Regions from separate parts of the Homo sapiens genome. Here region 1 is linked to region 2. A link is an interaction called in ENCODE POLR2A ChIA-PET data of the cell type or tissue named here. Cell type or tissue: HepG2. All regions are shown on one strand. Links, peaks and the distances in the headings refer to the core of each region. The heading gives the core; the rest is flanking DNA. Region 1 has its middle 19 kb from the start of SUSD2. Region 2 has its middle 23 kb from the start of MIF-AS1.

Region 1 (4,523 bases), core at 281-4,280, 280 kb before region 2:
TGCAAGACTTCTGCACTGACCACTGCAAAGCATAATTGAGAGAAATTAAGGAAAACCTAAATAAACAGAGGGTATACTCCATTTCTCGCCACATTCATACCCTGATTTGCAACCGGCAAAAGGGTCCGCTGCTTACTTGTAAAAAGAAGCCCATGTAACAAGAGTGAGGTGTGATAAGAAGAGAGAGTGAGATGTGATTATCCATGCTAGCAAGGGAGGAGTGAGTGTAATTCTTTCCAAAAATTTACACTCTTCAGTTTGTGGAGAGAATGCAGGTGTTTCTGTTTGTTTTTTGAGAGGGAGTCTCGCTCTGTCACCCAGGCCGGAGTGCAGTAGCACGATTTCTGCTCATTGCAAGCTCTGCCTCCTGGGTTCATGCCATTCCACTGCCTCAGCCTCCTGAGTAGCTGGGACTACAGGTGCCCGCCACCAAGCCTGGCTAATTTTTTTTTTTTTTTTTTCTGTATTTTCAGTAGAGACGGGGTTTCACCGTGTTAGCCAGGATGGTCTCGATCTCCTGGCCTCGTGATCCACCTCGGCCTCCCAAAATGCTAGGATTACAGGCGTGAGCCACCGCGCCTGGCCCCGAATGCGGGGGTATTTTAAGAGAGGATTTGGAATGCAGAAAAGGCAGAGGGGCTGGGAGGTATCAGGTGGCGTGACTCACTCCAATGGCTTGTCTTGAATTATTGTTTCATCTGGTGAAAGGGCCGGTGCCGTCATGGCTAGAGGTGTCTGGTCCGTATCAGGATCTGGCCTCTGAAGCTTCTAAGGAAATATATGACCAGATAAGTGAGTGTGGTGTGTTCTTAGCAAGCGGCTAGGTAAGTAAATAGTGCATAAGGCATGGGGGCATAGAATGGGAAAAGAGGCCAGGTGCGGTGGATCATGCCTGTAATCCCAGCACTTTGGAAGGCCAAGGTGTTGCAGGCTGCACATCTGAAGCCTGTTAACAATACTGTGATCAATCAAGGAGCTGACCAATCATTACCTCCTCCTCCCAGCTCTTTCTACCCAATAAAAGTGAAGGACTCTAGAAGCTCAGGGCTGCCTTTGCCTACTAGAAGCAAGGAGCCCCCGACTCCCTCTTTAAAAAATCCTTTTGTATTTGTTTTCATTTCTATGTTCATCCCCCTTCGTTCATTCCCGTAGTAACCATCACACCAAGGCGGCTAGAACAGTTAAGAACAGGAGTTTGAGACCAGCCTGGCCAACATGGCGAAACCCCGCCTCTACAAAAAATTAGTTGGGCGTGGTGACGTGAGCCTGTAATCCCAGCTACTCAAGAGGCTGAGGCAGGAGGATCGCTTGAGCCCGGGAGGTGGAGGTTGCAGTGAACAGAGATCATGCCACCGCACTCCAGACTAGGTGACAAAGTGAGACTCTCTATCCAAAAAAAAAAAAAACCGGGAAAAGAAAGGGAGAGGAGGTTCACATTCTGAACATTCCAAGGTAGAAACACATCTGCACTTTGTTTCAAAGTTACACCTTAAGATTGGGAAAAAAGGAGGAAAGAAAACAAAGTTGTTTTTGGGTTTTTTTTTTTGTTTTGTTTTGTTTTTGAGACAGAGTCTTGCTCTGTCACCCAGGCTGGAGTGCAGTGGCGCAATCTCAGGTCACTGCAACCTCCGCCTCCCAGGTTCAAGTGATTCTCCTGCCTCAGCCTCCAAAGTAACTGGGATTACAGGCGCCCACCACCACACTAGGCTAATTTTTGTATTTTTTGTAGAGATGGGGTTTCACCATGTTGGCCAGGCTGGTCTCAAACTCCTGACCTCAAGTAATGCGCCCACCTTGGCCTCCCAAAGTGCCGGGATCACAGGCGTGAGCCACTGTCCCTACTGGAAAACAAAGCTTTAAAATGCAATTTGAAGCCATGCTGCTGGGTTACAGATTCAATGCAAATCTAATCAAAATCCTAACAGTTCGTTTTTTTAAATCAGCAAGCTGATTGTAAATTTCATCTGAAAATGTCAAGGACCAGAACTAGCCCAGGAAATCCTGAGGAAGAGGGCATTCTAATGGTGAACTCATACTACAAGAACAAACTCAAACTACAAACTCATACTACAACTCATACTACTCAAACTCCTAAACATACTCAAACTCATACTACAAGAACATACTCAAGAACAAACTATGGTAATGAAGACAATTTGGTATCGGTGCAAAGATGAACAAACTGGCCAGTGGAATGGGACAGAGGGTCACCTGACTTCTGACAGAGGGGACATACCAGTGCAGTGGGGAAGGAATGCGGCTTCGGTGTGTGGAGCTGAGTCATTTGGCTATCCATAGGAAAAAAGCGTACCTTGAGCCAACCTCACACCACCCACAAAAATCTATTCTATTTGGTTTGCTAATCTAATTATAAAATATTAAGCAATTTGCCGGGCACAGTGGTTCATGCCTATAATCCCAACTGCTTGGGAGGCTGAGGTGGGTGGATCACTTGAGCCAAGGAGTTCGAAACCAGCTTGGGCAACATAGTGAGACCCCATCTCTAAAAATAAATAAACAAATAATCAAATAAAATATTAAGCAGTGTTTACAGAAAGAAAGAGAATATCTTTGTGACTTTAGAGTAGGCAAATGCTTCTCTTTGTTTTTTTTTATTTTGTTGCATACCAAAAATTTTTCTTAAACAGGACACAAAAAGTACTAATTATAGAAGAAAAAATTAATAAATCAGACTATATGAAAATTAAGAAATTCTGTTCAACAAAAGACATCACTGAAACAGTGAAAAGGCAACTCTCAGAATGGGTGAATATCTGCAGCTGACAACGAACTCTTATCCAAAAACTCCTACAAATCAATTAGAAAAATCCAGCCAATAGAAAATGGGCAAAAGACTTGAATAGATGTCTCACAAAAGAGGAGGTCTAGGTGGCCAATGAACGTCTGAAAGGGTGCACAACTTCACTGGCTCAGCCTTGTAAGAAAAGCTCAAATTAATTCAATAACGTGCTATCATTGCACACCCATCAGAATGGCTAAAATGAAAGAGACCAGCCAGGCGTGGTGGCTCACACCTGTCATCCCAGCACTTTGGGAGGCCGAGGCGAGCAGATCACCTGAGGCCAGCAGTTCCTGACCAGCCTGACCAACATGGCGAAACCTCATCTCTACTAAAAATACAAAAATTAGCCGGGCGTGATGGCACGCGCCTGTAATCCTAGCTACTCAGGAGGCCGAGGCAAGAGAATCATTTGAACCTGGGAAGCGGAAGTTGCAGTGAGCCGAGATCATGCCATGGCACTCCAGCCTGGGCAGCAAGAGTAAAACTCTGTCTCAGAAAAAAAAAAAAAAAAAAAGAAAAAGACCAACAATAACAAATGTTGGAAAGAATCTGGCACAACAGAACTCTCACATGCTGTTGGTGCAAATGTCAATTGTAAAACCACTTTGAAAAACTGGCATTTGGGGTTGGGCACAGTGGCTTACGCCTGTAATCCCAGCACTTTGGGAGGCCAAGACGGGCGGATCACCTGAGGTCAGGAGTTCCGAGACCAGCCTGGCCAACATGGTGAAACCCCATCTCTACTAAAAATACAAAAAATAGCTGGGCATGGTGGTGGGCACCTGTAATCCTAGCTACTTAGGAGGCTGAGATGGGAGAATTGCTTGAACCCAGGAGGCAGAGGTTGCAGTGAGCTGAGATTGCACCATTGCACTCCAGCCTGGCCGACCAGCGAAACTCCATCTCAAAAAAAAAAAAAAGAAAGAAAGGAAAAACTGGCATTTTCAGCTGGGCACGGTGGCTCCTGCCTGTAATCCCAGCACTTTGGGAAGCTGAGGTGGATGGATCACTTGAAGTCAGGAGTTCAAGACCAGCCTGACCAACATGGTGAAACCCCGTCTCTACTAAAAATACAAAAATCAGCCGGGCATGGTGGCACATGCCTGTAATCCCAGCTACTCGGGAGGCTGAGGCAGGAGAATCGCTTGAACCCAGGAGGTGGAGGTTGCAGTGAGCTGAGATGGTGCCACTGCACTCCAGCCTGGGCAAGAAGAGCGAAACTCCGTCTCAAAAAAAAAAAAAAAAAGAAAGAAAGAAAAACTGGCATTTTCTTTTTCTTTCTTTTTTTTTTTTTTAAAGACAGGGTCCCACTCTGTCACCCAGGGTGGAATGCAGTGTTGTGATCACTGCTCACTGCAGCTTTGACATCCCAGGCTAAATCAATCCTCCCACCCTGCCTCCTAGAGTAGCTGGAACTGCAGGCGTGCACCAGTGTGCCTGGCTATTTATTTATTTAGAGACAGAGTCTGGCTCTGTTACCCAGGCTGGAGTACAGTGGTGCAATCTCAGCTCACCAAAACCTCCAGTGGGTTCAAGCGATTCTCCTGCCTCAGCTTCCCGAGTAGCTGGGACTACAGGCGTCGCCACCATGCCCAGCTAATATTTTTAGTAGAGTCGGGATTTCACCATGTTGGTCATGCTGGTCTCAAACTCCTGACCTCAGGTGATCCACCCGCCTCAGCCTCCCAAAGTGCTGGGATTACAGGCATGTGCCACTGCG
Region 2 (4,201 bases), core at 1-4,000:
GAAGCCACGGGAAGTCTATTTGGTCCAATGTATCATCTGTCTGGTAATTATTTGCTGTCCTTTTGAATTCATTTGTCTTTTTCAGATTGTGGGGCATTTGCCTGGTAATACTAACAATAATCAATAATATCAGTCAGGGATAAAGACACAGATAAATTGCATGGAAAAAGGATGGTGGGGGGATCCATTTCTGGCTGTGTATTTCGCTGCCTTGTTGGCCCTATCATTCTCTAGAGATACAGCATCAGGGCCAGGTGTGGTGGCTCACGCCTGTAATCTCAGCATTTTGGGAGGCTGAGGTGGGCAGATCACAGGATCAGGAAATCAAGATCATCCTGGCAAACATGGTGAAACCCGTCTCTACTAAAAATACAAAAATTAGCCGAGTGTGGTGGCATGTGCCTGTAATCCCAGCTACTCGGGAGGCTGAGGCAGGAGAATCGCTTGAACCCAGGAGGTGGAGGTTGCAGTGAGCCAAGATCGTGCCACTGCACTCCAGCCTGGGCAACAGAGCGAGACTCCATCTCAAAAAAAAAGAAAAAAAAGATATAGCATCAGTCTCCTTAGTATGGGCTAAACAATGAGCAACAGCAATTTTTCTTGGGAGGTGAATAGCCTGTAGTAGGGCAAGAATTATATGCCCATTGGTAACAGGAGTACCAGTAGCGTTTAAGAATTCTCAGGATTGGTCATGAATGGTGGCTCATGCCTGTAATCCCAGTACATTGGGAGGCTGAGGCAGGAGGATTGCTCTAGGCCAGAAGTTCAAGACCAGCCTGGGCAACATACTGAGACCCCCATCTCTCCAAAAAAAGAATTCTCAGGATTTCCAGATTGCACCAATGGTCAGCAGACTCCAACTGGAGTTGGTATAAATAGTGGCAGTTTTCCCTTCTGCCAATGCGCAAGCTCTAATAAGAGCTATAAATTCCCCAGCCTGGGGTTTACTCTACTGTGGGCAAACAGGACCTCAAGTGTTTCCTGTGGGGAAACTATGACATAGCAGTTATTGTGTTCCCCCAGAAACCTCGTTTATGGGAGCCATCACAAAATAGGAGTGAGTCTGTGTTGTCTAAAGGGTGCACAACAGGTCTCATGACCTTGAGACCATTTCTATCATTGGAAGGCAATCATGTGGAATGGAGTAGGGTTCTCCATCATCAGGGAGGGCTAATAGAGTAGCCAGATTGTTTTTGTTTTTGTTTTTGTTTTGAGACAGTCTCACTCTGTTGCCCAGACTGGAGTACAATGATGCAATCTCAGCTCACTGCAACCTCTGCCTCTGGGCTCAAGCAATCCTCCCACCTCTGCCTCCTAAGTAGCTGGGACCACAGGCATGTGTCGCCATGCCCAGCTAATTTTTGTATTTTGTGTAGAGACAGGGTTTTGCCATGTTGCCCAGGCTGGTCTCGAACTCCTGGGCTCAAGTGATCCACCCGCCTCAGCCTCCCAAAGTGCTGAGATTACAGGTATGAGCCACCATGCCTAGCCGAGTAGCCAGATTTACAGTGGCACAATGATGTAAGATAATGGAGGGTTTGGTTAATAGGACCTGTTCATAGGTCTATTGCCATGTGGAGAGGTACTATGTCTTATGAACTTGGAAGATGGACAGCATGGGGAACATAACAGAAAATGGATAAGCCTAACATGAGTGCTGGCTTTGTCAGTTACAGAGTCAGCTGCAGCCATCACATGCAGGCATGAGGGCAGGCCTGCTGCCACAGGATTCAATTGGCATGAGAAATATAGGATATATCTGAGAGGCAAAAGGTTGCATAGAATACCTCCAGCAATTCCATTATTTTCATGGTAATAGAAGTGAAAAGATTAGTCAAAATTCAGTAAGCCAACATCAGAGGTATGGGAAATGCTAATTTTAAGGCTACAAAGGAGGTTAGTGCCTCTCAGGGCCAGAAAATGGGTGCTGGGATGGTGTCTTCAAGGAGGGCATACAGAGGTTTGGCAAGGGCAGCAAAATTAGAAATCCATTGGTGACAATAGCCAGCTGTCACTGGAAATTTTTGTAGTTTTTGTTTGTTTGTTTTTTGAGACGGAGTCTCGTTCTGTCGCCAGGCTGGAGTGCAGTGGTGCAATCTCAGCTCACTGCAAACTCCGCTTCCTGGGTTCAAACGATCCTCCTTCCTCAGCCGCCCGAGTAGCTGAGACTACAGGTGCCCGCCACCACGCCCAGCTAATTTTTTGTATTTTTAGTAGAGAGAGGGTTTCACCATGTTGGCCAGGATGGTCTGGATCTCTTGACCTTGTGATCCGCTGCCTCGGCCTCCCAAAGTGTTGGGATTACAGGCATGAGCCACTGCATCTGGCTTATTTGTTTGTTTTTGAGACAAGGTCTTGCTTTGTCACCAGGCTGGAATGCAGTGGTGCAATCATGGCTCATTGCAGCCTCAACCTCCAGGGCTCAAGCAATCCTCCCACCTTGGCCTTCCAAAGTGCTGGAACTACAGGCATGAAACCACTGCGCCCAGCCGTATAAAGTTGTTTTTTTTTTTGTTTTGGGGAGAGAGATAAACAAAATTGACTTAAGACATTTGGGGGTGAGCTTCTGAATGCCCTGAGATAGCTCATGTCCCAAGTAGGTAATAGTTGTTTGTACCCACTGAGTTTAGATTAGAAGGCTTCATGGCCTTCTTCAGCCAGCACCTTTAGGAGAAGGAGGAAGTCTGTAAGAGCATCCTGCTTAGTATATTTTCTTTTATTTTTCTTTCTTTCTTTTTTTTTTTTTTGAGACAGAGTCACACTCTATCACCCAGGCTGGAGTGCAGTGGCATGATCTTGGCTCAGTGCAACCTCTGCCTTTCAGGTTCAAGCGATTCTCCTGCCTCAGCCTCCTGAGTAGCTGGGACTACAGGGATGTGCCACCATACCCAGCTACTTTTTGTATTTTTAGTAGAGATGGGGTTTTGCCATGTTGGTCAGGCTGGTCTCGAACTCCTGACCTCAGGTGATCTGCCCGCCTCGGCCTCCCAAAGTGCTGGGATTACAGGCATGAGCCACTACGCCTGGCCTGCTTAGTATATTTTCTTTTTCTTTTTCTTTCTTTTTTTTTTTTTTTTTTTTGAGACAGAGTCTCGCTCTATCCAGGCTGGAATGCAGTGGTGCGATCTCAGCTCACTGCAAGCTCCGCTTCCCGGGTTCACGCCATTCTCCTGCCTCAGCCTCCCGAGTAGCTGGGACTATAAGCGCCCGCCACCACACCCAGCTAATTTTTTGTATTTTTAGTAGAGATGGGGTTTCACCGTGTTAGCCAGGATGGTCTCGATCTCCTGACCTCAGGTGATCCACCCGCCTCGGCCTCCCAAAGTGCTGGGATTACAGGCGTGAGCCACCACACCTAGCCTGCTTAGTATATTTTCAAAGTAAAAGATCAACATATTGGCAAGAGTGGAACCTTGGGTCAAGGCTACAGAATCTAAGTCAGCTTTAAGAACTTAGGAAAATATTGAGGGAGACTCACAATGTCTCTGAGATGTGTGAGTCCATGTTAACTGTCTCCCTCTCAGTGTAGTTGTATAACCATACCAGATCAATCTGGTTCAACTTTTATGTAACAAAGTTGTGAGCTGCATACCTGGTTCATCTGGGCACAGTCAGGGTAAGTGACCTTCAACCTGAGGATCCACAGCAACTGAAAAAAAACTCACAACTTTGACTTTGTTACATAAAAGTTGAGCCACAGTGGGCACCGTGGCTCACACCTATAATCCCAGCACTTTGGGAGGCTGAGATGGGAGGATTGCTTGAGCCCAGGAGTTCAAGACCAGCCTGGGCAACATGGCAAAAGCCTATTTCTACAAAAAAATTTTAAAAATTAGCTAGTCATGGTGACACACACATGTAGTCCCAGCTACTTGGGAGGTTAAGGTGGGAGGATCACTTCAGCCTGGAAGGTCAAGGCTGCAGTGAGCTGTGATCACACCATTGTACTCCAGCCTGGTTGACAGAGCAAGACCCCATCACACACACGCGCACACACACACACACACACACACAGAAAAGCTGAGCCAGATTCGGTTGGACACAGTTACAAATCCCCCTTGAAACACCCCACCCCTCATTCTTGAGCGGTTAGGGATGAAGGTCATTCTTCTCTGTCTACTTCATGCTGACAGGGAACAGTGAGGCTACTAAAGTTAGAGGAGTGAAATTCTCAGGCTCCTGAGTTCAAATAAGTTTTTTA

Evidence for each region. ChIA-PET counts read pairs that join two places held together with the same protein. Peaks named below come from ENCODE experiments on the same cell type or tissue, not always from the same donor. Only the 100,000 strongest peaks of a DNase experiment are listed, where the experiment ranks them.
Region 1: POLR2A ChIA-PET joins it to region 2 with 7 read pairs; 3 of 35 experiments call an interaction of 5 or more read pairs at or near these places.

The regions. Positions count from the first base shown.
Region 1 is chr22:24,198,591-24,203,113 of GRCh38, reverse strand. No RefSeq gene overlaps it. Among named protein-coding and RNA genes, the nearest start is that of SUSD2, 19 kb to the right of the region's middle. In HepG2, for the core only: no CTCF peak of the experiment used is centred there; DNase peaks (open chromatin) are centred at 793 and 2,263.
Region 2 is chr22:23,919,919-23,924,119 of GRCh38, reverse strand. No RefSeq gene overlaps it. Among named protein-coding and RNA genes, the nearest start is that of MIF-AS1, 23 kb to the right of the region's middle. In HepG2, for the core only: no CTCF peak of the experiment used is centred there; DNase peaks (open chromatin) are centred at 2,349 and 3,582.